Regions from separate parts of the Mus musculus genome. Here region 1 is linked to region 2. The links are chromatin loops, found by intact Hi-C in ENCODE. Cell type or tissue: left cerebral cortex. All regions are shown on one strand. Each heading gives the region's core, and the rest is flanking DNA. Links, peaks and the distances in the headings are about the cores only.

Evidence for each region. Hi-C counts contacts between places; a loop is a spot of excess contacts. Peaks named below come from ENCODE experiments on the same cell type or tissue, not always from the same donor. Only the 100,000 strongest peaks of a DNase experiment are listed, where the experiment ranks them.
Region 1: it touches region 2 in a loop (3-fold over the local background); 3 of 42 quality-filtered maps call a loop at or near these places.

What each region holds. Positions count from the first base shown.
Region 1 is chr13:52,978,979-52,995,473 of GRCm38, reverse strand. Gm33424 (a long non-coding RNA gene) reads right to left here and starts at 9,509. Exons shown (of 3, transcript XR_382381.4): 1 at 9,268-9,509. Nfil3 (nuclear factor, interleukin 3, regulated) reads left to right here and starts at 14,435. Exons shown (of 2, transcript NM_017373.3): 1 at 14,435-14,613. In left cerebral cortex, for the core only: a CTCF peak has its summit at 12,469 (motif pointing right); DNase peaks (open chromatin) are centred at 11,881 and 12,490.
Region 2 is chr13:53,063,489-53,079,983 of GRCm38, reverse strand. No RefSeq gene overlaps it. Among named protein-coding and RNA genes, the nearest start is that of Gm33519, 53 kb to the right of the region's middle. In left cerebral cortex, for the core only: no CTCF peak of the experiment used is centred there; no DNase peak of the experiment used is centred there.

The DNA of each region.
Region 1 (16,495 bases), core at 4,492-12,491, 85 kb after region 2:
CCTTGCTTGTTTACATAAAAACCACCTCAGAGCAGGAGACAGGGCTCAGTGGCTAGGAGGGCTGAGTTCAGTTCTAAGCATGCATATCAAGTAGCTCACAACTGCCTGTAACTCCAGCTCCAGGGGATCCAGCTCCCTCTTCTGGCATCTATGGGCATGCACACATATGTGGCAGGAACACACACACATAAATACATACATACATACATATGTAAATATTAAAAATAAAATTATTTTTCAAACACCTTGTTTTACTTCCATGTTTCCATTATTAATGAAGTTGCTCTGTTTCCATATATCCTTCAAAGTTCTTTGAACTTGACCTTTTCCAAACTTAATTAATTTGTATCATTTACTGAATTTGATGCCGGATACCTTCTTACTCTTGTGGGTCTACCAATATATTGCACTTAACAAATATGTTAACATATTTTCCACCATGAGAATGTTAACCTTTTGTCTAGAAGTAAAGTTGTAATCTCCCTCAAGTGTTCATTTTAACAATTAAGAATTATGGTAATTTTTATTTGTGTGTGTGTGTGTGTGTGTGTACCTGTGAAGGCCAGAAGAGGGTGTCAGATGCCCAGACTGAAGTTACAGACAATTGTGAGTGGTTCAATTGAAACTAGGTCCTGCACAAGAGCAGCAAGCTTTCTTAACTGCTGAGCCATCCCTCCTGCTGCAGCTTTTAACAACTCAATCGGACAAAAGCCAGTTGACTTTACTTGCTCAAGTTTGTTTATCTTTCTCGTAGAGCTCCAGTTTCACTATCACACCCTGGCCTAGAGTTCACATCTGGCTTCCCTTGGTTTGGTTTAGAAACTTCATGTGTAATTTGGTCTCTTCAATCTTTAACTTGTGGGAGTATTTTTCTGTTTGGAATGAGGTAAGAGTCTAGCCAATGGTCCAGACAGGATGAGTTTGTCTCTGTGTTGATAGATACCCTGCCGCAGATCTCTCAGTGATCTGAGAAAACTGACATGCTAAGGACTCTTCCAGGCTCTCCTGAGCCTGAGGCCCTGTGATCTGACAGCAGTCACAGCTAGGATGCATTTGTGAAAGGCTTAGGAGGCAGGAGTGAGTCATCTCCCTCTGCCCTGTGGCTCCTGCACAGTACGGCTTGTGAGGGAACTCAAAACACGTGGCTTGGGGGGTCCATAAGGAGCAGTGTGAGGGGCAACATTGTTGTGTGAGTCACAATCCCGGTGCCCAGCTCTGAGCTCCATGGTCCAGATTCCTGAACCAGCGAGTTTCTGACTACGCTTCCCGTTTACCGCAAACATTAGTGGCAACTGTGGAGCCATCAGAAGAGTGGCCAATGGTTGCCTAGCACAGTCACAGGTGTTCACAATGACCAAGCCCAACAAAGATCACCTTCAAACACGATGCCCACATTAACATCTGCTTCCCACATAAGGCCCCAGCTGATGTGCCCTTTGATTTTAATGATTATTTTTTAAATATTTCATTTTTAAAATGGATATGCATGTGTGTGTGTGTCCACATGTGTTTATGTGTGCCATGCACATGCAGTAGCCAGCAGAGACCAGAAGAGGGCATCAGATTGCCCAGAACTGGAGTTACAGGGTGTTGTGAGCTGCCTCACCGGTGCTGGCAACCAAACTCAGGTCCTTTTCAAGAGCAGTGAACTCTCCTAACCACTGGGCCATCCTTACAGCCCCTGATTTCAATAATGATATTTATTATCGTATATGTTATTTTATGCATTAACCTATTCAACCTATTTCTAGAATACCTATTCTGTTTTGTTAATCTTCACTTCCTTTCCAACTCCGTGTGTGTGTGTGTGTGTGTGTGTGTGTGTGTGTGTGTGTTTGTATTTTGAGGTCCTGAATTCCAGGACTCATGCTTAGAATATACCTGCCACTGAGCCTCACTGCCAGTTCCTTCTACAACATAGTGCTGTTTTAGTTAAATGTTTGTAAGCTGGTGGAAAGGCTCAGTGACACTTCAGTATAGTCGTTATCTCTAGAACAGTGGTCCTTTTTACCCACAATCTGCTCAATCTCTTCATTTATGATCCTATTTTCATGTCACTATTCAATGCTTAATCACTTCTTTAAAAAGTGTTATATTACTATTGTGTGTATGTGTGTGCATGACGTGGGTGCAGGCACATGTGCCACAACCCACGTGTGGAGGTCAGGGGGCAACTTTGTCCAGTTGGTTCTTCCATCTTTATGTGGGTTCCTGGGCTCAGACTCGTGTTTGAGCAAAATCAAGTGGCTTATGTCACTAGCACCATCCCCTGCGTCCCCATCTCTGTCCCTCCTTCCTTTGCATAAATTAGTTTGACTTTTCCATTTGATGTGGCACTCACCATAATAGTTTTCATCTTTACAAATAACATATCTCCCTGACTATATTTAAAACGTTCAAAGATATCTGAACCTATAATAAAAGCTACCATTCATTAAACACTGCTTGGGCATGGGTTGAGGTGGCAATGGCCCAAAGGTTAAAAATACTTGCTGCTCTTGTACAGGGTCTGTGTTCAGTTCCTGACATCCGTACCAGGTGGCTCCCAGACACCCATAACTCCAGGTCCAGCGGTGCAATGCCCCTGAAGGCATCAGAATACATGCTACGTGCTCTTAGATACAATGAGAATGCGTAAATAAAATTTAAAAATTAGAAACATTACCAAGGCAACAGATGCAGTATTTGTGTTACTTGACTTGTGTAAACACAGATAAAATTCTGAAGGTCACAAAACACCACTCTACCCGAGAAGCTGGTGGTTGTATGCACTGAGAGCATCCGCTGGTTCTGCCTGTCACAATGGATGCTGAGATCCCAGCCTCACACATGTTTTCAATACAGAAGGGAACACAGGCACCCCCTACAGCTTCTATGACATCTCTTTAGCCTGAGCCTGACCAGTAAGCACCTTGCCACTTTCCTCAGGACAAATCTGCAGAAATCTTCAAAGCCCAGGGTAGATACAGACTTATGAATGAACTTAGAGTTGGGTGTTGGACGAGTTGAACCGCCGTGACTTCCAGTCCTGACATCCTCACCAAAGTCTTCTAGGGGTGGGATGCCTGAGGTTCCAGATGTGTAGAAGAAACTGGATAGGCATACATATTTTTGCAACCTACTTTTAATAAATGTTGAGCCTCTCCTCTTGCCCACTACCCACCAGAGGTAGTGGAAGAGATAAGTTATTGGGATATAGGAGAAGTGGACCTGTTTAGCAATAGTTCTTTGGGGGGCGAGCTCAATCTTTGCCAATAGTTCAGTCCCATAGCAAACACCAAATACGACTCAGCAGCTGCACAGCAGTCCCCCTAGGCAGGCAGACACCACACAAGAACCAGCAGCTGCAGTCCAGTCCTCTCAGCAGATCAATGCCACATGTGAACTAGCAGTTGGGTTCAATCCTGAAGAAACCACAAGGCTTGCCAGACATTAACACATGTGGAGCTCAACAACACTATGTAAGGCGAACAGATACATGCGTGTTGTTATCAAAGAATAGTGAGGTGGAGCAGACCAAACCAGTGCTCAGTGCGCATCTCCCACTGTTTGTGGGCTCATAAAGCATCCTTTCACCCGTGTGCCCCAGAAAAACATCATTTGACATAACGGACTTTCCCAGCAAACCAGAAGCTCCCACTTCAGAGAAGGGTCCCAGCTGTTTGTTGTGGTCACATAACAGCAACCATGGGATGCATGCCTTAGCCATTCTCCAACAAACACCTTTCTGACATCAGAAAATTTCTGCATTCAACCTGGCATTCAGCTCCACACCTGAGCTCCCCCTGGGTACATTTCAATATCCTGCGTGCATGAAGAGACACCATCATAGGAGTCCTGTCGTTCCTTTCTTCCTTTCTCATCGCACTGGTTGCTGTCTGTCTTCAAAGGGCTATCAGGCGATTGCTGATTTCATGTTTGTTTTCCCAAAAATATGGAGGTCTTTACTATTTCCTTGTTACACTTGTACAGAGAGAGGGAGGGGGGACTATATTGAGGCTCCAGGCTGAGGAAATGACTCAAGTGCTTAAGAGAGCTTACTGCTCCTACAAAAGACTTAGGTTTGATTGGTTCGAAGCCCACAGACAGCTCGTAGCAGCTTGTAACTCCAGCCCCTAGGGCAGCTTCATGTCTTCTTCTGGCCTCTAAAGGCACCTGTATTTATAAGCACACACCCCTCACAAACACACACACACACACAACTTTAAAGTTAAAATAAATATTTAAAAAAAAGTCTATGAAAATAAATGCATGAGTCAGGATTCCCCTTTCCTGTTGGGATAAAACTATGCCCACGATCTGGAAACAATAAAATAACATTTTCCTTTTCCTTTTCCTTTTCTTTTTGTTTTTTCTCTTTTCTCTTTTCTCTTTTCTCTTCCTTCCTTCCTTTCTTTCTTTCTTTCTTTCTTTCTTTCTTTCTTTCTTTTTTTCTTTCTTTCTTTCTTTCAAGTGCCAGGCCATAGAACCAAATTCAGAACAAATTCAAATTTGTGAAAGTGTACACTCGAGCTCTTGGTCTGGACACTGTTAGCTAACATTCCTCCTGACACAGAACACTTTGAATAAGTCTTGAGACATCCCATCAATTAGATGCAATTAGATTAGCACGTTCCAATGTTGCTTCAGGTGAATACACACACACACACACACACACACACACACACACCACAAAAGGATCCAAAAGACATTTAAAAATTGTGCTTCAAATAGCCAATAGTAGGAATAGATGATTTTTACTAACAAGAAAGTTTCTCTGGTCTGGTCTGCACTGTACAGACCTTCCTGTTTCACATTAAAATATGTACACAATCTCATTTTACTACTGCCCTGCCCCGTCAAATTACCACAACCAAAAACAAAAGCCCCTCTCCAGCGTCTTGTCATTTGTGCTTTATGAAACACGTCTTTTCAGCTCCACCTCTTTTTCTTTAATGTGTGTGGGGGCTGGGGGTACACGTATGTGCACATGAGTATGCAGGTACAAGTAAGTGTGGGTGCAGACACCTGGGCGTGCTCATGCGGAGGCCGGAAGTCACCACAGGTGTCTTCTTCAATTGTTCTTGGCCCTATATTTTGAGACAATCTATCATCCAACGTGAAGCTTGCTGGCTAGACTGGCTGGCTGGTGAATCTCAGGTTTCTTCTTGTGCCTGCCCCACCCCCATTCCTGAGCTGGGCCCACAGCACTCTCAGCCTTGCCTCTGAACAGCAGAGTTCAGAGCTGAAAGAAAGTAAGTAAAGTTCTTGTAATGTGTCGGTTTTCCCACGTCAGGAAGGAGTTCCCTAGCACTGACAGCGATTCCCTGCAAGAATGAATGACCTCGTGCTGTTTGCTGCTTGCGGTGAAGGATTTCTTATCAGGAAATTTATTTTCCAGAATAGAGCTGAGTTTGACATCTGTGTTTTCAGAAAGAGTGGGAAAAAAAATTGGTTGGGCCTGGGTTTCCTAGAAATGGGAGCTCGAGTCAGAAGTCTGAAGAAGACTTCAGAAGGGAAGTCTGATTCTAGAGCTGCAAGGAGGACAGGATTTGGTACCTTGCTCACTACACCTTCCAAAGACACAGGGCCCGGTTTTCCACCCTGCCAGACCCTGTAAGGTGACACTTAACATGCTGGCTTCTGTCTCTCACTGCCTGGTGATGCTCTGTGGTCCCTGGGAACACCAGTTGCCCAGGAAGTGCCCTGTCTTCTACGGGACCTATAACATCCAGCTTGCTGTAGCAGGAAAGCCGGAGTGAGGCCAGCCAGAGTCAGCAGGGCGGGTAGTGATTCACGAGGTTAAGGTTCCAAGATGGCTGCCCTCAGAGGGCAGGTGTGAAGGCTCGGGATTGCTTGACCTAAGGGGTTCAGGGAGAGGCATGGAGGAACTTGACACAGCCCAAGTGTCCTGGCTAGTTTTTTGACAACTTGACACAAGCTGGAATCATCTGAAAGGAGGAAACCACAACTGGGAAAATTCCTCCAAAAGATCTGGGTGTTGGGCATTTTCGTATTTAGTGGTTGATGGGGGAGGTCCCTGTGGTCCCTGTGGTCTCAGCTTTGGCCAACTTACTTTAGTTACTTTTCTTGTTACCACGACAGAATGCCGGACAATACACAGTTTAAAGAAGCAAACATTCCTTTTGGGACTCGGTTTTAGAGAATACAGTCCACCGTGGCAGGAATGCATGGCGGGAATGCATGACGGACGGCAGGAGCCTGGGGGGCTGTGGTCATATCTGCTCTGTAGTCAGGAAGCAGAGAGAGTGAAACGGAAATGGACCTGCGCTAGTAAACCTCAAGGCCCACCCACGGCACCCCACTTCCTCCAGCAAGGCTCCCCTTCCTAAAGGTCCCACAACTTTCCGAAGCACGGCCACTAGCTGGAGATCGAGTGTGCAGAACCATGAGCCGACAGGACGATGCACATTGAGATGGCAGTACTACCTGGGCCACGACTCTGTCTCCAGTCAAGATGGCTTCCTACCAGAGCTTCTCCGCTCCAGCAATGCGCAACTCCAGAACTGAGCCTTCTTCCTCTGACACCCATCTACCTCTTTGTGGAGTGGCAAAGGACGGGAGTCCTCGTTATGTGGGATGCCCTGTTAGGGTGTAAGCATGTTATTGCTTCCTGGGCAGTTCCTTACCACAACCCCTGTGCAGATGAAACTGAAGCACAGGCACAGTGTGCAAGGCTCTACTGTACAGCTCCTCTGATGGGGAAATTGAGGCTTCAGGAGTCCCAGCTAAGTCCCTACAGTGTTTCTGTTATTTGTTCTCTGGTGTCAGCGGTGGAATCCAGGGCCCTCCCTGTACACGCTAGGCAAGCATTCTACCACAGAGCTCCAACCTCAGAGCCACTCCACGGGTTCTTACTGTGTAGTCAACATTCATCATTAAAATGCTCAGGTAGGGACCAGTGAGATGATGCAGTGGCTAAAGGTGCATCATCAACCCCGATGATCTAAGTTCAAGTCACAGCACCCAGACAGTAGAGAAAAAGAGTCAACTCCCACAAGCTCTCCTGGAACCTCTATGCCAATGTCATAGCACCTGATGGATGGGCGCACGAGCATGCACACACACACACACACACACACACACACACACACACACACACACACTTAATATTTTAAAATAAAATAAAGTCCAGATGCTAAAGGGCTTATCTGTCGTATATGAGGCCCTGGGTTTTCCTCAGCACTGCGTCAGCCAGGTGACATAGCTCACACCTGTAATCCCAGCATGTGGGCAGCAGGAGCAGTGGGGATCAAAAGTTCAAGGCCAGCAGACATCATGTTACATGAGACTCTGTCTCAGAACAACTAAACAAATCAGCAAATGTGCCTCACACAGCCCTGCTGTAAAATGTGCTCCCAAAGCCACTGGCTTTCCCATGTGACTTGCCCATTCAGACCTTGGACAAGGTCTAATACCTGCTGCAGACAATGACGTCATTCTCTCTTATATTTGCCATTTCATTTCATGTGTGCCTCTGTTCTCCAGGGACTGGATCAGCCCTGTCCACCCCTCCCATCACCCTCAGCATTCCCAACAAGTTCTCTGTGAGCCTCATAGCTCTCTCTTTCTCCCCAGTACTGGCCATGATATCTCAGCCACTTCCAAAACTTGAGACAAATCCCTCCCCTTCAAGAAGTGCGTCTGCTCACTGCCATGGAATGAAGGCTCTCTCCTCCGAGGATCTATCAGAACATAGACTGGGCTTTTAAGTGACTGTTATCACACTGTGAGAGCGATCTGGTTTGCTCTTAAGCCAGCATCCCCTGCATTCTCCCACTAGTCTCTATGGACCTGTCTTGGCCACATGAAACGAAGTGGCAAGAGAATGATGTCATTGTCTACAGCAGGTATTAGACCTTGTACAATGCCCAGGAATGCCCAAGACCTAACAGGAGCTCAATATGTGGAAGAATTAGTAACCTATTACCCCCCCATTTACCTCTAGGGTGAAAATTTCTTGTTATGAATGCTCACTGGTTCAGGGGAATTGAAGGGGACTGGCAGTAATAGAATTTACTGTTCATGTCTAGTCAGTCTGCTCTCTCTCTCTCTCTCTCTCTCTCTCACACACACACACACACACACACACCTGTAATTGTATGTGTACGCATGTCCTGGTTGAAGATACAGTTTCCTTGAGGAGACTGGATGCTATCTGTCTAAACAAGATCTCTCACCCAAGCTGACCTAGAACTCCCTCTCTAGCAAGGGTGACTTTGAATTCTAGCTCCTCCTGCCTCTACCTCCTGAGTGCTGGGATTTCAAGTGTGAACCATCGCAGGCAGCGGTTTGTTTCAGTGCCCGGGATCAAGCCAAGGCCTCAGGCGTTACAGACCAGCACTCTACCAAATAAGCGGCCCCTCCAACCCCACGCTGAGCTTTGAGGGAGCTGAGGGTGGGAACCTAACACATGCCAGTCTGTGCTGCAAGCCCCTTCCTAAGCAAGGGTAACATCAGCCACTGTATTCTCGAAAAACATCCTGCAATTGATATTATTATCATAAATGACTACCAAGAAGGGAAACTGAGGCAGAAAGCCATGGAGGAAAGCCTATCTCAGCAATAGTACTGTCAGTGGGGTCAGGGAGTTGAGCTGAAGACAGGGATTTCCATTTCTGTAGCCACCAGTGGGCCCTGTCGCAGCATCCTTTGGTGATAGCCAGAGCCTGATTTTTTCCATCACTCTGACAGTACACGGCCTGATAAGATGTCCCTAATTGTGTGCGTGACTGTAGCAGGTGTGACTGTCTGCAGCTGATGCCCCTGAGTGTATGTGTGTGTGTGTGTGTGTGTGTGTGTGTGAGAGAGAGAGAGAGAGAGAGAGAGAGAGAGACAGACAGACAGACAGAGAGAGACAGAGAGACAGACAGAGAGATCGACAGATTGTGGCAGGTGTGATTGTCTGCAGCTGATGCCCCTGAGTGTGTGTGTGTGTGCACGTGTGTGACTGTAGCATACGTGATTGTCTTCATGCAGCAACAGCTGAACCCTGAGCACTTCTGCAGAGTTGCTCAGAGCTGATGAAACTGGAAACTTCTCAGAAGACCAGAAGTGTGGTCAAGCACCCGGCTTCCTGGCTTCTAAGAGCCTTTGCCAGACAGAGTATTCGTCAGAACTCCCTGAAAACCAACTACAGAAGACAATTTCATCTGAGTCTGTCGTTGTGCAGTGTTAGACAGAGGCACCGTGAAGAGTTTGAAGGAGGAGGCTCCCCCTGGAGTAGCCTCTCTGCAAAGCCCACCTCTTCGATCTCCCTAACTATACCTTGGCAGGGACTGAAGCTCCAGGATCACTTCTGCCTACTTCTACTCCCTCTGGGCTGGAGGAGGGAGCAGGCCTTCAGAGACTTGAATGATCCCCTAGATGAGACTGGAGTACAGAATGTTCTAGAATCCAGGCTTCTGGTTGGCAGCCATATCTTCTTCCAGTAAAGCACTCTGGGCAGAGCGTTTAGATAAGCTTTGCACCTTCTTGGTCTGAGTTGTATGGCAGAGTGGATGTGTCATCTCTTGTTCTTAGTAAAATGGTTTTCGCTAGGACATGTTTCACAATTGTAGATTTCACATCTTTGAAAGCCAGCTAGCTCTGTTTTGGTTGTCAACGGCTGCCGCAAGGCTTGCTCCATCAACCATGTTTTGCAATGGATGCTATCAGCTGCTTCCAAAGTCCTGACCATATTTAATGGAGCCCCCCCCACCCCATCCTGACCGTTTTTAATGGAGCCCCCCCGACTCTTGCCACCTCGTGGCCTGTCTCCCTTCCTCCTACACCAACACCTACATCTCCTGTTGAATTTGAATGAGCAGAGGGACACTCAGTGCCTGACATGTACACCGTGTGCGGCTGAATTTGAAGACATGCTTCCGTTTTTTGCAATACTGTGCTTACAACACATCCCTGAGTCATTTGGAAAGCCTTTGAAATGCCTTCGAACCCTCAGCGGCTCTCCTCTGGGGCAAACCTGTGAGCAGTGTAGAGACTTTTCTTTCTTAGCTTGGGCAGAGCTATTTCAACTACCGGCTCCTGTGCATTAAAGCCATCCCTTCTCTGGGGAGCGGTATTTGACCCTCTTTTATTACTCAATTTCTTCCCCCAAAACAAAACTGCCAAATCAGTTTTTGGAGAATTAGGCCAAGAATATTTTTTTTTTTTTGTAAGTATGGATGAAGGAACTGCACAGCAAGAGCCTGGCAGGAGAGGAGGGGGTGGGGCTAGGGGACAGCAGCGATCTCTAAACTTCCTACTCCAGCTTGAAAGGAGCCAATGCCTGGTGGGATGAAGGAGTCCAAAAGTCAAAGCTGAAGTCCCATCCTAGACTGCCGGCCCCTACTGTGAAATCTAGGAGCTGTCTGCTCTTCTGCTCTGCAGATTGTAATTAAAAGATACAGGATGGAGCAGAGCAGTGGGAGCATCCGCCCACTTTTAAGCCCAGCGCTCAGGAGGCAGAGGCAGGCAGAGCTCTGTGAGTTCAAGGCCAGGCCAGTTTACAGAGCTAATGCCAGGACAGCCAAGACTACACAGAGAAACCCTGTCTTAAAAAAAAAAAAAAAAAAAAAGACATGAGATGGGGCTAAAGAAGTGGCTTACCAATTAAGGGTACTGACTGCTCTTCCAGGGGACCTGGGTTTTAATTATCAGACCCACATGGCAGCTCACAAGCAGCTGTAACTCCAGTCCCAGGGGATTGAATGTCCTCTTATGGCTTCTGTAGGCACCAGGCACACATGTGGTGCATGAACATACATGCAGACAATAATATGCACTCATGCATAAAATAAAAATAAATAAATCTTTTAAAAATTAAAGACAAATAAGAGGTACTAGATGGTCAATAAGCACAGTACAGTGGTAGGTAGTGAGTGCTCCCATTGGCCATGGCCACCAAATAAGGGGTGGGGTCATCAAAGGGTGCATAGCGAATGAAACATTTCCACAGAGAAATTCAGACATCTGGTATACAGAGCAGAGAGAGTGAGAGCTGTAGGCTTGGCTTGTCATTAGCCTGTGACTGTCCTTCCAGCCATATCCACAGGACTTCATTTTTCCATCTCTAGATTCCATCCAGATAAGTCCTAGACCAATTCATTCATTCTTTCAGCCAGTCATTTGACCATTCATTCATTCATTCATTCATGCATTCAGCCATTTATCCAGTCAATCAGTCATAAACAGTCTCACATGGCAGAGGCTGATGTTACAACTGAAAATGACTGAATGTCTGATCCTGCTGCCTGCACCTCCTGGGTGCTCGGATGACAGACGTGTACTACCAAGTCTGTTTCATCTCCTTCTGGGAATTGGACCCAGGCGTCTGCGCATGCTAGGCAAGCACTTTACCAACTGAGCTACAATTAGTAAAGTGTTTTATTTATTTTAAAATACATTACATTTATTTATCTTTTATTTATGATGTGTTGTATGTGTGCGTCCACTCAAACCTACACCATAGTGCACATACGGAGGTTATGGGGACAGCTTTAATGTCTCAGTTACCCCCTTCCACCAGAGCTCAAACTCAGGTGTCAGGCTTGGTGGCAAGTGCCTTTCTCCACTAAGCCATCACTTTTAAAGAAAATTAATTCCTTGCCAACATCGAAAAGCAGGATATTTCTCACACTCATATACATACATAACACACACACGAGGTATTTTTAATGTCACCTTTTGAAAACTTGGAGCCACAGTCCCCCTGATCTGGTATTGTAACAGTGAAGGCATTTTCTCTTCGTGACAGAGTCCAAGGGTGGCTCACCTCCTGAACCCCCATAAAATACTAGGTGTATGTATCAAGGCCCAAGCCAAGAGCTTCTGGACACTGGGCTGAAGTCGTGTAACCAGGCTTAGACCTGAGTTCGATGCCGGGCGCTGTGAAAGAAAAAACCCTCGGGTTGCGTACATCAGCGTACTCTCGACCCTCCAGCTGGACACGCCCTGAAATTTTTCTCAGAGAGAGCCACATCCTCCACCTGCTCTCAGCTTACACCTCTTATATTGGCTGCTCAAAGTGTGCTACAGCAGTGTATAAACACAAAGCGATTCTTAAATGCTTTCTGGTCTAGATCATCTCTCTTTGGCTCCTGCATCCAAACCCAATTCCCGCTCTGAAACAAACCAGCCACTTAGAGTAAGAACGTTTTGAGTTTGGTTGCGAAGGTAGGATACCGATAAAGCACTTGCTTAGCACGTAGCAGTCCAGGGTTCAAGCCCCAGCACTTCCGCAAAAAACTCGTTTGAAAGTCATACTTCAATTAAAGTCCTCCACCATCTCCCTATTCGGGAGACCCTACTTACAGCCTGTTCAGTAATCAGCACACTGGAGACTTGGGGGAAATTCTCCCACCCCAGGGTTATGTTTCAATTTTCTTCTAGTTCAATTAATTGCAAGCACTTGCCCACTAGGTGGACCCCCAGGGTGTAACACCGGACGCATCATCACCCGGGTCCTGGAGACCGAGCCTCCATCACCTTGTTGAGCTGTTTTTAAGCACCAGGGGGCGCGAATGAGTTGTTTTCCAAGTTGATATCAGAGACATCTTTCACACTTCCTCTGATTTCCAAGTTAGATGACAATGACGGAAGCATAAATGTGGTGGAGGCGCAATGTAAACTGCCCCCGGGAATGAAGACAGGCATCAGATTTCAAAATTCAGTATAAAGAACAGCTTCGTGGGTCACAGCAGTCCGTTCTTCCGCTGTCAGCCTTGGGTGAGTCAGGCAAGTTCAATTTTTTTTTTTTTTTTTTTTTTTTTTTTTTTTTTTTTTTTGTGAAAACGCTATTCCCCGATTCTACCTACTTAGGGATCCTATGACATCAGTAAATTCGAGAAAAGTGGAACCGATTAACCAAATCAAGATTCGTTTACATCAAGGTAGTTAGTTCTTCGGAAAAAAACAAAACAAAAAACAAAAAAAAATCCAAACAAACAAAGTGTAAAGGGGGGAGGGGGTGTTCCCTGAACTGATCAGCACCCGTGAAAGGAGATTTATCCTCTATTGCGTATCTGTGCTATGGGGGCTTTATTGGTTAAGGGGTATTTTACCAGCTAGACTCCATCATTATTGCCCTGTGAAGGCGTCCAAAAGTCCAACGGTGAATGGCATTTAAATCACCACTGGATGTGCCTCGGAGATTATTTGTGGAGTTACTACTGTGTGTCTTGAGTAAATGGAAAGAGATCCACTTGGTGAGATGTTCCGGGTGGGGGTCCCGCACACTCACTCTTTATTTTGGGGTTTGCTTTCTTTGAAAAATGAGAAAGGAGGGGGTTGAGTGAGGGAATCATTCGAGCCCAGGTCCCACAGTCCGAGCTCAAGGACCTTGCCACCTGCCACATTCCGTATTTGGGCAAGCGCGTGCGTCACTGTCAGGAATATGGCTCCCTTTGCCAAGGCCGGCTATAATCTTACGTGTCTGTAAACGCGGGGAGTGTTTGCCACGTTCCTTTACAATAGCCAACCCGATGACTGACTTAAGAACATGCCACCAGATGCTCTGTCTCCCATTTCCTTATGTCTTTTGTACATCCCAGGAATTGGGGAAAGGGGGGTGGGGTGGGGGCTGGCTGGCGTGTTCACTGAGAACCGAAAGGAGAGGAGAACTACCAGTTCAAGATGCTTGGGGAATGCCCTCCGTGGCTTGCTCTAGCCCGAGCACCGAAAGCGGGTAGGTTTCCCAGCCGGGGACACCGAGGCCGCGGACTCTCAGGTCCTCGGAGACAGCCGCCACCTCTCCACGTGGTCGGGGACACAGACCAACCGGGTCTAGCTTGGTTTCCCAACCGTGTTACGCAACAACTTTGTAGGGGTCGTCTTCGCCCTAATTGTGTCGGGAGCGCTGTTTGTGTTACCGTTGCGGCGCTGCCCGGGAGAGGAGCGGGACATTTCAGTAGCCCGGCTGCCGCGCCCCTTTCCCGGTCTCAGAGGGGACCGTGGGCACAAGGAGGCCAAGGTCCCCGCCACGCCCGTGTCCCCATAGCCCTCACCCGGGGTTCTATTGGCAACAGGTAGCCCGGCCCTCTGTGGCTCTCCGGGAAACAAACAAACAAAAAAAGGTGCTGGCACCACGGAGCGAGCGCAGCGACCCGGAGGGCGCGGCCGGCAATGGGCAAAAGGGTCCTGGGCTCCTCTTAGGCGTGCCTCGGGTTGCTCCGCGGTGCGTCCCGTTGCGCAACATAGCGCTCGGCCTGGGTCCCCACGGACAGCGGGTAGCAGCTGCGGCCGCGGCCAGAGAAGGACGCGGACTGCCAGTGGCGCCGCGGCGGAGAGGACGGGGCGGGGCGGGGCGGGGCGGTGGGGAGCCCGCCCCTGTCGGCGCGGCCAGTGGCGGCGGGCCGGGGGCGGGCGCGGGCGCGGCGATTGGGGCGGCCGCCGCCCGTCACGGCGGGGCTGGCGGGCGGCGACGTAGCGCGGCGCTCGGAACTGACCTACTAACACACATCTCTCGGCGCGGCCACGGCGCCCGCGGACCCGGCGCGCCCGCTCGTCTCCCGCGCCGCGCCCTCGCCACCGCCCGCTGAGGGCCCGGCGGAGCTTGAATCGCGCCCCGGCGCCGCCAGCCCGGTTACAGCCGCCCTTTCTTTTCCCCCTCACGGACCAGGGAGCAGAACCACGGTAAGCGCTCCGCCCACCGGCGGCCCCGGGGGCCCTGCTCTGCTCCGTGCCCGCTCTTGGAGCGCGCGGCCGGCGGGCGTAGGGCGCGGGATGCGTGCGGGCGCGGCGCAGGGCTGGCGGGAGGCGGCGAGTGTGCGCGGGGCATGCATTACATAAACTTTTGCTGCCTTGGCAGGAGGGGGGACTCGCCACCTTAAGGTAGCTGCTTTGATTGCAGCGCCCTGGCGCCCGCACGTAGCCCGGGCTGCCGCGCGCTCCCTCCTCCTCCCCGCTATTGCATAATGTCTCCGGATTTCAGGAAAATTGATGTTTCGGTGGCGAAGAGCGCGCCGTGGAGGCGGAGTGGAGGCCGATCCTTTTAGCAGCCAGACGACTTGCCCTGCTCTCCGGGGTCTCTCCGCGCTAGTCCCCAATCCGGGCCAGCTAAGGGGAGGGTTGAGTCTTGATTTGCTTAGGAGGATTGGGAGTACCAACGGTGACGGCAATCGGAGATGCCTGCGCGGCGTTTGTTTGTGTCAGGCGCTGTGTCGGCACCGACGTTTTCCAACCCGTTTGTCGTCACCGTGTTTTACGAGCCCTCGGGAAGGTGGAGGGATGTGTCCTTTCTTACATTGCATAATGGGCCAGCGATGAAACGTGGGCACCGAGGACGAACTGATGTGAGAATGTGCGCGTGTGATTTGTGTGCAATGATTTGGTCATTTTAGCGCAGCGTTGGCTATTAGATCCTTATTGGTACCTCTGTATCGTCCCAAATACGCATATTTTAAAAAACGATTCTATGGAGTTCATTATTAAGAAAGAAGAAATCCTAGTCTTGGACACTAATGCGCGCGGGGGAGGGGGGGCTCCTTAAATGTTCCGAGGTGTTATTTTTAAAACCCGGACGAGCCATTGTGACGTTTGCCTCCCCACTTTTCCCAACTGGAATGCGATGCGTTTCATCAGCCTTTCTTTTTCTTTCTTTCTTTTTTTTTTTTCTCACCTTATCGTCATTGGCTTTTTTTTTTTTTTTTTTAAGACACCACAAGACAAATCATTACTAGATTCCTGGAAATGTGAGGTTATGTAACTGCCGAATTTGCTGGCTGTTGAGCATAGAAAGGGAGCTAATTACGTGATTTTATAATCTTGCCACAAAGAAAGTAGGGCAATCTCAGCGTTGAAGAATGTCACCATCAACAGGGGTTTTGTTGGTTCTTTTAAAGGATATTTTAAGCCGGAAAGTGACGACCGACTAAGCCTTGACATAGCTCATGCTTGCCAAATGTGTGTCTTTTACCCTAAAAGAAATGTACGTCTTTCTAAATATAGCCCTATCACATTTTAACAATCCTGGCCTCAGTGCTATTTCTGGTTTCTCCAGGGCTGTGTGCAAATACGAGCTCAAGGCCATTTGCTGTAGTTTTAACTCCACGCCTTCCAAGACCTCTGATAAGACTGTATTTTTAGGAAGGCATTTCGCAGCACCCAGAGACTGCTGGTGAACGCGGGGGCCCCATTTATCATTTTAAAGGACACTTTGGAGGAACTGCTGCGTTCAGAGGGCAACAGGGAATGGCCAAGTGACACCTTCTTTTCTGGCTTTTGTAAATAACAACGGCTAATGAGGTCAAAAGTATTTATTTCACATCATAATTTCCCCCAGATCAGATATGAGTTATGGGAAGTATATATAGGTTAGTAGATTGTATTTTTGCCTTGTATAACCTAGTTTTATTCTTGGAGATAGAATAATATGGTAAGTATCCGGATATTAAATTTCTTCCCGGATTCTTACTTAGTGTAATGATGTGTGAATATACGTATTTAATAGTGTCTGTGAGATATAGTTTTCTTAGCGTACCATTTACATAATTGAACTACAATATTATTTTAGGGG
Region 2 (16,495 bases), core at 3,624-11,623:
CACGGAGAGGAGAGGAAGAGTCTCTGATTACACTAGACTTCTCTCTATTGCTAATTAACTCTCCTCTGGATGCAGCACAGCTCTTGCTGGGAGAGATAAGGATCTGGAGTCGCTCAGGCCTGCTCTCACCTGGCTGGGACTGGCATCAGCCCCTTAGATGCTTCTTTGGCACAGCCTGTGTGTCTTATGAGGCTCATAAAGCCACTGGTGTTTGGAAATCCCCTGGAGCTCGGTTACTGTGCTGTTGTGCCTGCAGGGTGCTGTGTCATCTGCTAATTATCCCCAGCCCATTAGCTCATACTATGATGTAGGGAGAGGGGCGTCTCCCCACACGAGGTATCCCTGCACAGCGGCTGTGTGGAACTTGCTTCGATCTAAGATGTACCACTTCTCTTGCTTCCCGGACCCTGGAGCTGCTTTCTTCTCTCAGACACCCGGAGTCTCACTGTATGGACTTCTGTAATTCCTAAGCGATAAATTTAATTCTCATCTCCCGAAGCTCAACTACGCATGAACTTTAGCCAGGATGGAGGGCTCTGGGCTTGGGGAAAGATGGCTCAGTTAGTAAAGTGTTTGCCTCACAAGTAGGAGAATCTGAGCTCAATCCCTAGTGGACACATAAAGAGCTAAACATTGCACTATTCTCCTATAATTCAGATGCTGCCAAGCAGGAGACAGGATTCCTGGTGCTCAGTGACCTTGTTCAACCACTGAGCTCCATCCAGGTTCAGTGAGGGACCTGGTCTCAAAAGTAAGATAGAAGAGCAATTGAGAAAGACACCTCACCTCATTGAACACATATGCGCACACACACACACACACACACACACACACTTAAACACACATTCAAACACACTAACGCCTACACTCACAAATTCACACACACTCACATACAATCACACACATATCCATATACTCACACACAACCACACTCACATACATATCCACACACTCACATACTTATATACATATTTACACTCACACACTCATTTACATATTTACACACTCACACCCACACACTCACATGTACACTCACACATTCATACATACACACTAACATATACTCTCTCACACACAGGCTCACACACACTCACACACATTCTCACACATGTACACTCATTCACACATACACATGCACATACACACACACACTTACACACACACAGGGATGATGGCTCATAATACCCACAAAGATGGGACGATTTTCAAAAGTGACAGCAATGTTACTGCTAAAGCTCGAGGCTATGGGTGTGGGGAGGAGACTGGAGTAAAGGGATAAACAGCATTGCAGAATAGCAATGGAGGACCAGTAACCCCGAGGGGAGGAAGTGGCCAGATGACAAAGCAGGGCTGTGAGCTCATCATATCTGCTCAGCTATGTGAGCTGAACCTTACTTAACTTTGCTGTACAGATGGTTCATTTCAAGTTTTTCATTTAATAATATCTTTTAGTTGCAATGAAAGGTAGTGCTTGCACCGGGGCAAGCCCTGATGTGCATACAGGTACACACATGTACACACAGTCACACACATGTTCATACACATATGTACACACAGAGAGAGGCATGCATAAGCAGATATAGACACATTAATATGCATATATGTATACCCACAAATACACATACACAAAACCATGCAAGAGCATACACACATGTACACATGCAAATATGTACACACACACACACACGTATGAACACGAACTACAGGAGCTGTGGCGCACCATCTCCTGTCACTGGTCCCAAGGTCTTGCTTTACATCAGTGTGCACATGTGTTCAGCTGAAGAGGAGCTGACACTTAGCGTTCCTTTGTAAGCGTGCAGTGTGTGTGGCTTAATTATAACCACTCGGGGAGCTCCCGATTTGCTATTCAGAGACATGAATGATCCTGGTAGCAGCACTGGGGTGATGCGGTTTTCTCTGCTTAATTTCCCCAGTGTGCCTGTAAGTATTGATTCGCCAAATGAAAGAATCCTCTTTTCGGCAGACGGTCATTACTTCGGCTAATCCTGTACATCTAAATGAAGGACGCCATTGAGTTTCCTCTGTCCTCTGTGCCTCTCAAGCCCTAAACTTCTTAGGGTCAGGGTGTCCCCGCCTGGGAACTGCCCCGAGGGCTTTATGGGCTTATGATTGTGTGGCAAAGCTCTGCCTGTCTGTATGTTTTCTGCAGTATTTTTAATTAATCTTCAATTTTCTTTTAAAACAACACAGTGCTCTTTGCAATGAGGTGGTAGGATTCCTAGACATAAGCTGTGCTCCTTACTCTCGACTGCATGGTCTCGGACATCCTGGCTTGCTAAGGCTCTGCTTTCAAGACACACAATCCAACCAACTCACCATCACCTGTGAACTCTCCAGGGCTCCAGCCCAGCCCCACTGCCGCAGAAACCCAGCATTTAAACGACTGGACAGTCATTCTTCCCACTAATGCAGCTTCGTCCTCAATCTGTTGGGTTCCACACCTTGCCTTGTTCCTGTGGGGGGCTGCTGAGTCCCCCGGAACCTGCTGCTCTCCCTGAAGAATACTGTTGCTGATTTCAGAGTTAGGATCCTGGATGCTGAACATCTCCTTGGCCACTGTCACCTCCTCTCCCAGGAGCAGTCCTTCGGTTCTTCCTGTGTCCAGCATCCACCCATGTAGCTGCTGGGAGTCCTTCAGGATCCCTGGGATGCTCACACCACAGCCCTTGTATGGAGTCCCTCACCACACACACTCCTGTCCCAAGCAAACTGTGTTGATTGCTCCATATTTCTGGCCACTGGATCTCTCCTTCACTTGCTTTTCTTTCTTTCTTTCTTTCTTTCTTTTCTTTTTTTTTTCTTTTTTTTTTTCTTTTCTTTTTTTTTTTTTTTTTTTTTTTTTTTTGGTTTTTCGAGACAGGGTTTCTCTGTGTAGCCCTGGCTGTCCTGGAACTCGCTCTGTAGACCAGGCTGGCCTCGAACTCAGAAATCTGCCTGCCTCTGCCTCCCGAGTGCTGGGATTAAAGGCGTGGGCCACCACGCCCGGCTACTTGCTTTTCTTGAAAGCATATGTTGTCACCCTTTTCTGGTTCTTCCTATCCAGTGAACTTAGATTTTTTATTAATACTTGGACTTCATGAATGATATTTTTGAGGCCCTAGATTATACATTCCTCAATGGTGGTGGTGGGTGCTCCATTTCCTTTTACTTTGCTGGTGTGAGATTACTTAGTCCCTGCATTTTCACGTGTGTAGTTAACCTCTTTGGGTTGGAGTTTTCCTTCCAGGACCTCTGTAGGGCTGGATTTGTGGATTTATTTACATTTCACTTTATCGTGGAAAATCTTGTTTTCTCTATCTATGGTGATTGAAAGTTTTTATGGCTATAATAGTCTGGGCTGGCATCTTAAAGTCTGCAGCACATCTGCCCAGGCCCTTCTGGCTTTTAGAGTCCCCACTGAGAAGTCAGGTGAAGTCAGGTGTAGTTTTAATAAGTCTGCCTTTATATGTTACTTGGTCTTTTTTCCCTTGAAGCTTTTTCTTTCATCTTTTGAGAATTCTTTATTATTTTTTTAAATGTAAAAATAGATACACTATAACATCATTATCACCATCATCATCATTATTAACTTGTTCACTTTACATCCTGCTCATTGCACCCTTCACCTCCTTCACAATCCTTCCTCCCACTCCCTCCGCTTCTCTGAACAGGTAGGAGCTTCCCTGGCCATCCCTCACTCTGGTACATTGAGTCTCTGTGGGCCTAGGCACCTCCTCCCCTTGACGCTTTTAATATTCTTTTTTGGTCTATATTTTTAGTTTATTATTAAACTATTTGATTATTACTATTTGATTATTATTATTATTATTATTATTATCTTTTTCTGGACCAATATATTTGGTGTTCTGTATGCTTCTTGTATGTCTATAAGTATCTCCTCCTCTAGGTTAGGAAATTTTTCTTCTATGATTTTATTGAATACATTTTCTGGGGCTTTGAGATGAGTTTCTTCCCCTTCCTCTACACCTATTGTTGTTAAGTTTGGTCTTAGTACTGTCCCACATTTCCTGGATATTTTGTGTCATATATATATATATATATATATATAACATTTTCTTTGTCCAATGTACCCATTTCTTCTATTGTATCTCCAATGCCTGAGATTCTCTCTTCTATCTCTTGCATTCTGTTGGTGAAGCTCGCCTCTGTAGTTCCTGTTCGGATTCCTGATTTTTTTTCATTTTCAGAATTCCCTAAGTTTGTGTTTTCTTTATTGCTTCTATTTCCGTTTTCAGGTCTTGAACCGTTTTATCCATTTTCTCCCTCTAGGTTCAAATTGAGCAGGTCAGAATAACCCCTCTCTGTTGTCTCAAAGTGTTTGTGGGTCAGGAGAATTGTATTGTCCTGTGGGTCCCCTGTGAGGCTCTCCAGTGACAACCAGCTGGCTGCTCATCAGAGGTTTGACTAAGAAATGAGTCTATTTTCCAGTGAGCCACCCAGAAGCCAGCTTGCATTCCCCACCCCTCTTGATGTGGGGAGCAGCCTCTCTACGGGGTCTGCTGGGCTGATCTCAAGAGGGCTGAGCTCAGTTGTAACAGAAAAAAGGAGCAGAACCCACCACGTGAGCCCTCGGGGCTGCACCAAGTATCTCTAAATTAAAAGAGCCAGTTTTCAATAGTAAGTAGGAAAAAGTTGGGGCTTTGCTTTCTGTCCTGACACTGAGATAAATCAGGACTGGTCTCTACTGCAGCGTTTCCTAATTAGATTATGTGTTTACCCAGTCCACTTAGTGAGTCACTGGTGACCCAGAATCCCATGGGTGAAGCCCATAGTGCCCAAGTGAAGGACGGAGGCCCACTGGGCTGTTCAGATGTGAATGCATCAATATAGATGGATAAATAATTCATAGGTGGGTTTTTCTTAGATGTTGTAAACAAAGATTGGCAGAATACCTCGGGGAAATAAAACTTTAATAATCTCATTTTATGGTTTCCTTCAGAAAGGGAAATTATTCAGAAAACATTGTGAAATGTCACATTATTCTTGTCTTGTGGGGAGCATCTTGTTCTGAGAATGCATTATGAATTTTTAGAGAGTATTTAATAGTTAATAGTGAGAAGGCTTAGCGGCCCAGCTCTTACTGAGGAACTAGACACAGCTGTGGCTTCTGGGAGAAGAAGGGTCAGTTTTATTTAGTGGTGTCGTTGTTGGCAGGTTGACTGTGCTATAGATAGATATGTGTGTGATAGATGGATGTACTCCCAGGAGTATATCAGCGGTACAACCAAACTCAATGGGTCACTTTTTTTAAAAAAAGAGGGAGGAAGAGAACATGAAGCTGGAGGTATAGGCTGTGGAAGTTGGGAGATAAGGTTGCATTTAGAGGGAGGAGAGGAAGATGAATATGATCAAATACATTATATGAAATGCCAATGAATTAATAAAGATAGGATATTAAGAGTTACATGCCCTGGAGGCTTATAATTTAATTAGGGACTAGTGAAGGCTAGATACAGAAATTTGCTCTACTACTTTTGCAACTTAAATTTTTAAAAAGATTTATTTCTCAATCCGTATGAGTGTTTTATCTATATGTATGTAGGTGCACCATGCATGTGCCCAGTGTCCACCAAAGCCAGAAGAGGGCGTTAGAGGCCCTGGAATTTGAGTTACAGAGGTTGTGAACTGCCATGTGGGTGCTGGCAACTGAACCTGGGTCTTGTATAAAAGCAGCAAGTGCTCTTAACCATTGAGCCATCTCTCCTGCCCTGTCATTTTTTTAAGTTCAGGATTATTTCAAAATGAAAATTTTAAAATAAAGGAATTGGACAAACCCCCAAATTTCTCATTTTGAAAGATAAAAATCTAGCATAGGATTGAATAATAGTCTTCAGAAGAGGGCATAACCCACACTCCCTCCACCCCTGGTGATGTATGTGTGTGTGTGTGTGTGTGTGTGTGTGTGTGTGTGTGTGTGTGTAAGATTGGCAATATCTGAGAAGGAACTCTGGCTATGTCTCAGAAAGCTCCTTTGCATGTCACCCTGCGTGGAGGAAAACAGCAGACTCAGTGGATTGCAGGTAAGGAAAATGGTGACACAGAGCTGAGGTCCCTAGACTTAAAAACGTGACCTAGAGCAGAGGGTAGGCACATGCGTGTGTGCGCGCACACACACACACACACACACACACACACACACACGCACACGTCTTGTATCTCCTCCAGTTTCTCTGTTAGGCATGGGTCCTCTTCCTCTAACTGCTGCAATACACCCTAGGTGACTCTTGATCTCCATTGTACATCCCACAGTGTCCTCTGCTTCTTTGTGTTCTCCTCACATTAATCAACCTTCCTTGTGACTTTCTACAACGCAGGGGACAGACACTAATCCTTCAACAGACCTGTGCCGACAGGAAGCTTCTTCAGAGCATAGTGTGAGGTCCCACATGTGCTACAGTAACCAAGACACTGTCACACCCTACAGTAACCAAGGCACTGCCCCATCCTCAGAGCTGAACCTTGGTGGAGCACATACTGAGTGTGGGGCCCCAGCTCAGTCACAAGTAAGGACTTGGGACACAAGCCCACATGTGTCCACACAAATGTGCATGGGGAGGAACAAAGAAAGAGGTGTGTGAAGTGAAATCTGTGGTCTTTGAAGGCAAGAGCAAGGATTCTAGGAGCCTGCTTGGAGAAAGGGGTTCTCTTAGTTAGGGTTTCTATTTTTCTAATCCTACACAAACTCCATGACCAAGAAGTAAGGGGGGGTGGAGGAAAGGGTTTATTCAGCTTACGCTTTCACATTGCTGTTCAGCACCAAAGAAAGTCAGGCCTGGAACTCACACAGGGCAGGAACTTGGAGGCAGGTGCTGATGCAGAGGCCATGAACTGGTGTTACTTAGTCTTGCTTCCCCTGGCTTGCTCAGCTTGCTCTCTTATAGAACCCAGGACCACCAGCCCAGGGACAGCACCACCCACAGTGGGCCCTCTCCCCTTGATCACTAATTGAGAAAATGCCTTACAGCTGGATCTCATGGAGGCATTTCCTCAAGGGAGGCTCCTTTCTCTGTGATAACTCCATCTTGTGTCAAGTTGGCACACACAACCAGCCAGTACAAGGTGCTGCTTCAGCGTCTGGAGCGCTTTGGTGGTGTGACTTGTCCTCTCGATCTGGAGCAAGGCTGGACCCAGCACAGAAAACCAGGGGCAGGCTGTGAGGAGTGTGTTCATGCCTCATGGAGTCTTTGCAGCTGAGAAGACTGTGGGGACACAGCAAGAAGAAAACCCAGCACAGGGAAGTCTTTACTTATGTGGAGCCCTCAGAGATGTGTGCTGGGGTGGAGGATGAGGCGCTGACCATCCTGAGACGAAGGCAAAAGGGTGAGTGGACACGAAAAAAAGAACTGGTTTGTCGCCTTCTTTGGGGTGCTTTTGATCATGTATAAGGCCTTTCATGCCTGAGCATGCTATCTGCCATTGAGCTTCAGCCTCACTGAAAGCCTCCTCCTCCTCCTCATCATCATCATCATCATCACCATCATCACCATCATCACCATCATCACCATTACATCACCACCATCCTGCTCCTCCTCCTCCTCATATCATCATCATCATCATCATCACCACCATCATCACCATTACATCACCACCATCCTCCTCCTCCTCATATCATCATCATCATCATCACCACCATCATCACCATCATCATCATCGACATACCACCCAAGCTAGTCTCAAACTCCTGGCAAGCAATTCTCCTGTCTCAACCCCCTGGGAATCTGGTATCACAGGCACATGTCACCACACCCAGACAATGGCTCTTCTCTTTAACAGCCATACGTTAGGATGCTTTCATCCCTTGAAATGTTCAATCTTTTAATTTTCTATACATATTTATGCTACATCTTAACACTAAGTGTAATACATGTTCCTTTGATTTTAGCTGTCACTATTGATTCTATAGTTGATAAAAATGGCACAATCTGCTCTCTTAATCCATCTACCCTAACCACGGAGTACAAAAACAATATGTTAAGGATATAAACAGCTTCTTTGGACTGTAGTTCATGTCTATGTGAGTGGATGTGATGTGTTAATAAAATGTGAGAGGTTTGGCTTTGTTCAGATTTGGGTTTCCTTCATCTGCCGTGTTAAGAATCAAACTCAGAGCCTCCCACAATCTAGCACATGCTGGACCACAGATATGTTCCTGAAAGGGTCGAGTGGGCTGTGGACTCCAAGCAGAACACGATTGAAGTTTTCCCTTCCCCCCGAGACTCCATAGCTCTGCCACCAGAGGCAGGTGACAAGGGTCACCTTCTGCTTGAAGCCTTGCAAAACATGTCTGGATGCTTACTTGGTGTGCTTAGTCACCCTTCACTGCCTCAACACCGGGCTAGACTCTTCCCTTACTTGAATCCCAGAGGTTTGTAGACATTAGAATGAAGCAACCCAGTCCTCTTTAACTGTGGGTCTGGTCTGGGACACAGCACAGTAATGAAGTGTTTGGCTAGAGTGTGCCCAGCCCTGGGCTTGACCCACAAGAACCATTTACTTGGATGATGCTTTCCTCTCCCCCCCCCCCCTTTAAATTTTCAATCTTTACCTAATTTTTATTTTGTGCAGTGCGTGGTGGTGAGTCTTGATAGGATTGAGACGCGCTTAGGCCGTGCCTCTGTGCTGGTGGATTCAGATAAGGGAAGACACACCCTGCAAATCAGTGGTTCCTTCCCTCAGGCTGGCGACATGGGTGACAGTAACGGAGAACAGGAGAAGCCACTGGTGCTGGTGTGCTCGCTCGCTGCCTCTAGGCTGTACCACTCTCCTCCTGTGCTGGGTTGGGAACTCTGAAGCCTTGGGGCTAACCCTTCCCCTGAAGAGAGTATTCCGCTCAGGCATTTTGTCCCAGTGATGAGAAAAATCTAATGCAAAAAAGGTTCTTGCATGGCTTAGGGACATGGCTTAGCAGTTAAGAAGGCCTGCTATTTTTCCAAAGGACCCTGGGTCGCTTCTCAGTACCGTCACTGGATGGTTCACAAGTGCCTGTGTGACTCTAGGGCCTCTGGCACCCTTTTCTGGCCTTTATGAGCACACAGACCTCCAACCGTGACATAGATTCAGAGACAAACACGTATACATTCAAGTAAAACTAAGAACACTAACAAAATGGTGGAGTGGCCTTTTGAAGTCACAGTTAAAGTGCCAATTAAGAAGCAGTGGTTGGTGGGGCTGAGGCAGGGTCCCCCAGAAGGTGGGATATGCTTTGAATCAGGGTCCAGAAGGTACTATGTTCTCTGAATAAAGTGTATGGTATGATTTCTCCCATAGCCAGGATCCACGGATTCGGGAATCAAGAGATGTGGGTGGGAATGGTTCCACTCACTATCCCCCCTAGTGACCCAAAAGGGAAATTCTATCAAGCTAGATGCTTCAGGACGGTGGGGGACATGTTAAGAGTAGTGGATTCCATGAGCATGGGACCGTTGTCCATTTCTTGGCTGAAAGTGAGTCCTTTGGTCAAGAGCACTGCTGTGTGGAACACGCGATGGTGGATAAAACATTTTCTATGTACACGGATGGTGGTTTAGGAGGAAGCATTGTGCACGGAAAAGGCTAATCCATAAACAGGATACACCTTTTTCTAGCAACTACAAGCTTACCAGAGCCATCCACCTCATGCATAGATCATTTCCCAAGTGGCTCAGACCTTGCTCTGGGAGGTTGACATAAACACTTAGGGATGCTTGCACCTGTAGAAGACCTGCTTTTAGAAGCCTGGTGGGCGGCTGACACTGAAGATGGTTCTGAACCCTCTACAGACTAACCCCACTGTACACATCCACTGTACACACCGTGAGGAAGTGCCGGGAAATACCAGACAGGGCTGACAGGGCTGGGGATGGATGCAGTGCTGTGTGAACAGGCAATGTCTGGTTGGATGGAGGGTGCGTTCAGCCTCCGTGTCGTAGTTGACTGGGAAAAAGACTCCTAAAGAACCCGTGCCCAAGAGTCACTAAGTACAGAGCAGCGATGTGCTAGCTGTCACCAAGAGTCACTATGTGCAGAGCAGCGATGTTCTAGCTGTTCCTAGAAGATTTTGCATAGAATCTGGTCTTTCCTAGGATGCACTGTAATGTGGGGTGCCTTTGGGAGCTGTTTATGTAATTTTTTCAGTGCTGGGGCTCACCCCCAGGGCCTTGGGCACGCTAGGTAAGCTCTCTACTACTGAGCTACACCCTGAGCCCCAAGAGCTGACTTCAGATGTGTTCATCTGTTTCTTGTATGAAATTGTTCTTTGTTAGCAGGGAAACCCTTTTGTTGAGCTTTAATAACAGAATTCACATCTTTCATCACTCTTCAGCCTCGCTTCCAGAGAGTTCTGAGGGCCATGATGCCAAGGGAGAGTGATGAGCCAAGACAGGTTCCTGCAGAGTGCGGAGCCGGGCTGGGCGTGTACAAAGTGGAGAACTCGGTCTGTCGTGCGGAGCTGGCCTTGTGGAGATGCAGGGGGCAGGCTGCCGACAGTCTGTGGGAGGGTCTACTCGGTCTCTCTGACAGAAGCTACCCACATCAAAGCTCTCTGTGGAGCTCTGTGCTGGCTCGAGTCTCCGCTCCACATTCTGCAGAGACTTGCTCAAACAGCGCCTGTCCAGCACAGGCACCATTAAAAGCCTACGTGCAGAAGACACGCAGGGAGCCTGTCCGAATTGGCTCTGGGAAACAGCCAGGTGTGTTTCATTCCAAAGAAATATCGGGAGTGGGAAGGACGTCATCTAGAAGAAAGCCACTGGACCGCCTGTCAGTGTTGGCTAGCAACACTGCTCTGTTTGTTCTGGGAGTTGCTTCAGAGAAACGCGGAGGATGAGACAAGATGACACAGTATCTCCCGAAGCAGCACCTCGCATGCAGCTCCAAACCCAGGAGGGTAACCTTGACTATAAGAAGCCCCTGTTGAGATCGCTCGCTGTGATTCTGCCCATCAGAGACAAGTCCTTCACAATGAAACCACATCTGTCTCTTGATGAAGCGTGGCAGCTAGCAGTTCCTCAGCCTTCCTGTGTCCCAGGAATGGGCTAAGGTACTCTGCAGGTATGAACCCTTGACATCTGCTATATGAGGTGCAGGTTGGAGCACTGGCCTTACTTTACAGATGGGACAGTATCCTGTGCCGATAGGCCGAGAAATGGGTGGAGTGGGGCTCTGTTTCGAGGACTGCTCCCAGTCCTGAGGCTTCTGGCACTTTCCAGGCTACAATACAGAACTGACCTCTGACCCCTGAAGCTCTTCTTAACACCACAGCAAGAGTTGGGCCCTCAGTGTGGAGGCTGCAGGGAACAGTTAATCCCATCACCCTGGGAGCCCTGACTCCGCTGCTGACATGGCGGCTGTGCGACCTTTGCTCGCTGGCCTCCAACAACAAAAGACATTAAAGTAGCATTACTCCCCATGGGCTGCTCTCAGGAATAATTATGGCAATGCATGTCACAGGGAGTGAACACAAATGGAGCTGCTGTCCAGTTCTGGGTCTCTCGAAAGTGACCCTGTCCTAAAGGCAATTTCATCTCAGGCATAAAACGATACTCGAAGCCCCGATCCTTTACCATTCACTAATTTTAAGACATAAAGACCGGAAGACTCTCACATTGCCACTATAATTGTGTCAACACCCTGCACGGTGGCACTGCGAGAGACAGTGGGAACTTAGTTCTGGCTTCCTTAGTTTGAACTTTGCTCTAAAGAACTCACATGTTTTGATTTAGTTTTTTTTTTTTTTTTTTTTTTTTTGGCAGGCCATGCAGGCCTGCTTAGAACAAGGTGACAATAAGGTCAGAGTGGAAGCAGCTCACAACGCCTCCCTCTTCCAGGCAGCTGCCCTTGGGCCGTCATCCAAGTTGGCAGCAAGAAACTTAACCCGGCCAAGTAAGAAAGTCAGGTGTGTGAGCACGCTCGACAAAGCCCGGCCGTCATGGCCCAGTCTTCAGCAAATGTTCCGAAGACTCATGGCCTCCTGACCCAATCTATGTGGTGAACTCGGCAGAGCCGAGCCCAGAGGCAAGGCCACCACCCTCTCCTGCCTCCAGCCAAATTCAGAGGTAGCTGCCATCCTTGAGTTATTTTGTCTAATTTCATTTTGAGCGTGCCTGCGGGAGGGTGTGTGGCATGTGGATGGCCTGCGTATGTGAGTTCAAGAGCACACATATCTCAGCACGTATATGGGACTCAAGAGGGCCATTTTTAGGAGGTTTTGAGGTGGGATCTCTCTTGTTTCTTTGTTGCTCTCTACACTGAGCTAGCTGGCCCACAAGCTTCTAGATAACATTCCTTTCTCTACCTTCTTCAACCTTTGTCACGGGAATGGTGGAATTACAGATGTGGTCTGCTGCATCTGCCTTTTTTTCTTTTTTTAATATGGGTTCAGGAGATCAAACTCAGGCCATAAGACTTCCATAGTAAGCACTTTTACCCAGTGAGCTATCTTCCTGGCTCCCTCATCTTTCTTGAGGATGCTCGCTCAAGCAGTAACCATGTGGCATTTGACAATGCCCCAGATGGTGTGGTCCTTTTTTGCTGAGACAGGTTTTGTAGAATCTGTAAGGGAAAGGTATGGATAGGCAAGAGTCAGAACACCAGATCAGCAAGAGAGAGCTCTGAAGACTGGGAAATCATGAGCAAGGGGTGGGAACAGATGCTGGGGTCTGAGCCCAAGGTCATCATTTAGAGATGACAGTTGGAAGCAGCCGGAGCTGAGAAATGGGAAAGAGGTAGTGAGCCTGGCAGTCTGGCTGGAAGCTTGAGATCTTAGAGTGACGTAGAGGGAGTTGGCAAGGGTTAAGATGGGGATCCTACACCAGTAGACATGATAAAATGGTGACTGTTTCATTATAGAAACAAGGTTAGCAGGGATGTCAGCTAAAGATTACATGGAGAGCAGAATGAGGCTCACAAGGACCCAAGAGCTGATGGTGGGACCCAGTAGGACCTATGTGCAGTCCTCTGGGATTTGTGCTCTGTAGGACCAAGTCCAGAACTTCCTAGAAGGTACGCTTGCACCTAATTTGTGTAGCATTGGCAATAAGAGAAGCCAGTGTTTGGAGTCGGAGAGCCTCCTCCACTGTCAGGAGACCCAGGAGACCCAGGAGAGAAACCCAGATTTCCCCTGCACCTGATGCTCCTTGGGGTCAGGCATATGAGGCAGCTGCTGAAAAAGCACCCCAACAGTGGGGTGCTTACTGTCTGGCATGGAACTACCCAGAGGAGTACCATGGAACCCAAGAGAGTAGAGGCAAGCGACACACAGAATAATTAAGAGCTTAAGTGATGACTTCAATTTCTTATTAAGATGAGATCATTCCCCAAATAAAGTTACATCTCTTTGGCACCTGTCAATCATAACACATGCTGAGGTTGGTATGTTTTTGCCTCTCCCACCAATGCTCATGTGGAAATCTGTCATGGCAGGACTAAGAGGTGGGGCAGGTTCAGAGAAATGAATGCCTGTCCCTTGGAATTAGATCAGTTGTTTTGGTTGTGAGTAGTTGGCCTCGCAGTACTCATTACTGATTGTGTACACAAACGCACACACATGCATGCACACATGTGCACACACATGCATGCACACATGGGCACACAAATGTCCACACACGCACACATGTGCTCACACACACACACACACACACACACACTTTTCACATTTGTTCTTTGCCTTTCTGATTTGATTTGTCACTTGTCACCCTCATTACATACAAGAACTATGAGCCAAATAAAGTTTTCTTCTTTGTCAGTTTCCTGTCTGTGCTCAAGGACACAGTCTTTAACCTGTGTGCTGGCTCGTTTTATGTCAACCTGACACCGGCTAGACTCATTTTGAAAGAGAGAACCTCGGGAAAATGCCCCCACCAGACTGGCCAAAGGCTGAGTCTGTAGTAAATTTTCTGGATGGTAGATGTGAATGCAGGCCCTGCTCACTGTGAGCAATGCCACCCCTGGGTTGGTGGTCCTGGGCTCTATAAGAAAGCAAGCTGAGCAAACCGTGGAAAGCAAGCCAGTAGGCAGCACCCCTCCATGGCCTCTGCATCAGCTCCTGCCTCCAGGCTCCTGCCTTAAGCTTCTGCCCTGACTTCCTTCCGGATGATGGACAACAGGAAATAAGGCCTTTCTTCTTCATGGTGCTTTTGGTCGTGGCGTTTTATCACAGTACTAGAAACATAACCAACTAAGACAACCTCTAAAGGAGGAGCAGAGTTCTGCCCCCTGCTGTGGTTTTGGTCTTCTCTGACAGCTTGGGTTGTGTGACACGCTTCTTCCAGTCCAACTTACAGTGGTTCTCACCCTTCCTCCCGCTGTGACCCTTTAATACAGCTCCTCAGGTCTGGATGTCCTTCCTCCAACCATACAATTCTTTTCACTGCTACTTCATAACTGTAATTTTGTTACTGTTACGACTGTCACATAATGGTCACGACCTTCTTGAGAACCTCTACTCTAAGTTGAAACACTTTTCTCCGGAGGGAGAGGAGGCTCGACAGGCTGGTGAGGGGAACAAAAGGTCACTGTCTGGAAGAAGAGAAACCCGAAAGATTCTTGAGGTTCTCTCCCCAGCCACATAACGAGAGTAAACACTCTTGGAGACTCTGACTCCACTAACTGTGGAAAGACAGGTTCTGGCTGGGGAGTTGCCTGCACGCTGCCTGTGTAGAGAGCTTCCTGTGGCTGCGGTTTGAGAGTTGGCGCCACGTTGGCGTGGACTTTCTGGGGAAGCAGCAGCTTTTGTGTTATTCCTTCTCCTTGTAGGTAACCTCTCACCCACAGGGCTTTTAATAACCATACCCCGCCACCCCTCCCCACAAATCCTCATTGGTTTCCTATATTGGACATTGGTATAATCACTCTTTGATCGGCTACAGGCTCCATTTCTGGGATGAGTGACACGTGTGTGTTCCATCTCCCCAGGAAACATTGTCACCTAGCAACTTCATAGGGATGCACACTGGGGAAAAAGCCTCTGGGCATGTCTACATGAACCTTCCAGATTGGGTTGCTCGCTATATGAAGACTTAGTGTGGCTCATGGGGGTTCTGAGTCCCTTTGGCACTTTCTGCCTGGTGAACCCTAGTCATAAGTGGGAGGCTTGCCAGGATGCCATTGGAGTCAGTCCTGGATGCCTGCTGAGGACTTTGGCTCCTAATGAGAAGTGGTTTCTGCCAACTGAGCATCACTGGGAAGTGATGAGCCCTCTGGGAGTGAGGAGCTCACCAGTGGATCCTGGGGACCCCCATTCATTACCTGATGCCCTGGGACCACCATTACCTAATGCCAAGGGGCCAGAGGGGTGACTCTAGGCCAAAGGGTCTCTGGCAAGTCCTAGGGCAGCACGCAAGTGTTGAAACTTGCCCTTAAGACTTGGCACCTACTTGTGTCAATCAAGTCAGGAGGAGGATGGGTGTGGATTTCCAGACTTGTTGCCAAGAAACGTTTGCATCTGCCCCTCATCCTGCTGCTGCTGCTGCAGACAGCTCAGCTGTGCCCCGGCCTGCACAGGTCCTGATGGATGGCTCTCATGCTAAAGGATCTCTTCTCTTCTCTTCTCTTCTCTTCTCTTCTCTTCTCTTCTCTTCTCTTCTCTTCTCTTCTCTTCTCTTCTCTTCTCTCTCTCTCTCTCTCTCTCTCTCTCTCTCTCTCTCTCTCTCTGTGTGTGTATTTGTGAATATGCATCTGTGCATGAAGGAGTATATATATATACACACACACACACACACACAGATATGTGTGTGTGTGTGTGTGTAGTAGGTTGGTCTGGTGATACTATATATTCAAATGCTAGATTTAAATTTTGTACCTTGGGGCTGGTAAGATGGCTCAGCGAGTAAGAGCACTGTCAGGATTGTGTCGGTATGTGGAACAGGAGTCCAGGCTACCCTCTCCACTTTCCCTTCAGGTATGCTGCCTTGTGTCAAGAATGAGGCAAGGATGATGCTTCTGGAAACCAACCGAGGCAGATGCTGGAGGTGGAAGAACTAATTGAGGCATTGGATGGGGGCAGGGGACAGAAAATGTGCCACTTGAGGAAGTGTCCCCTGAGCAACCGCTGGGCCTCAGACCTTTTTCTTTCTGTCTTACTCCAGAAAGCACGTTAGAGGGTTGGGCAGACACCAATATCTGACTGCCTGCTGGTCACTGATCACAGACCCAGCAGGAATCACAGAGAGGGGAGCTGGTGACAAAGGATGGCTGGAAGTACACCACACAGAAAAGGGACAATGTGAACGCTCTCAGTTATGTTCCTATCTTACAAACTAGACCTTGCTGCAAGAAATCTCACAAGATGGGGACAGTATATAATGATGAAATGGTGAAAATAGCAGAAAACAGCAATTGCAACATAAATGAACCTAAAATAGGCTCTCAAAATACACGATGTAAGAACTGGGCCTTCATCTTCTTGTCCATGGTCTATGCTGCTGACGAAGACCATGTCTAAGTCCATGGTCCCACTGCACCTGGGAGCCATGCTGTATCAGTGGCTCACATTATCTCT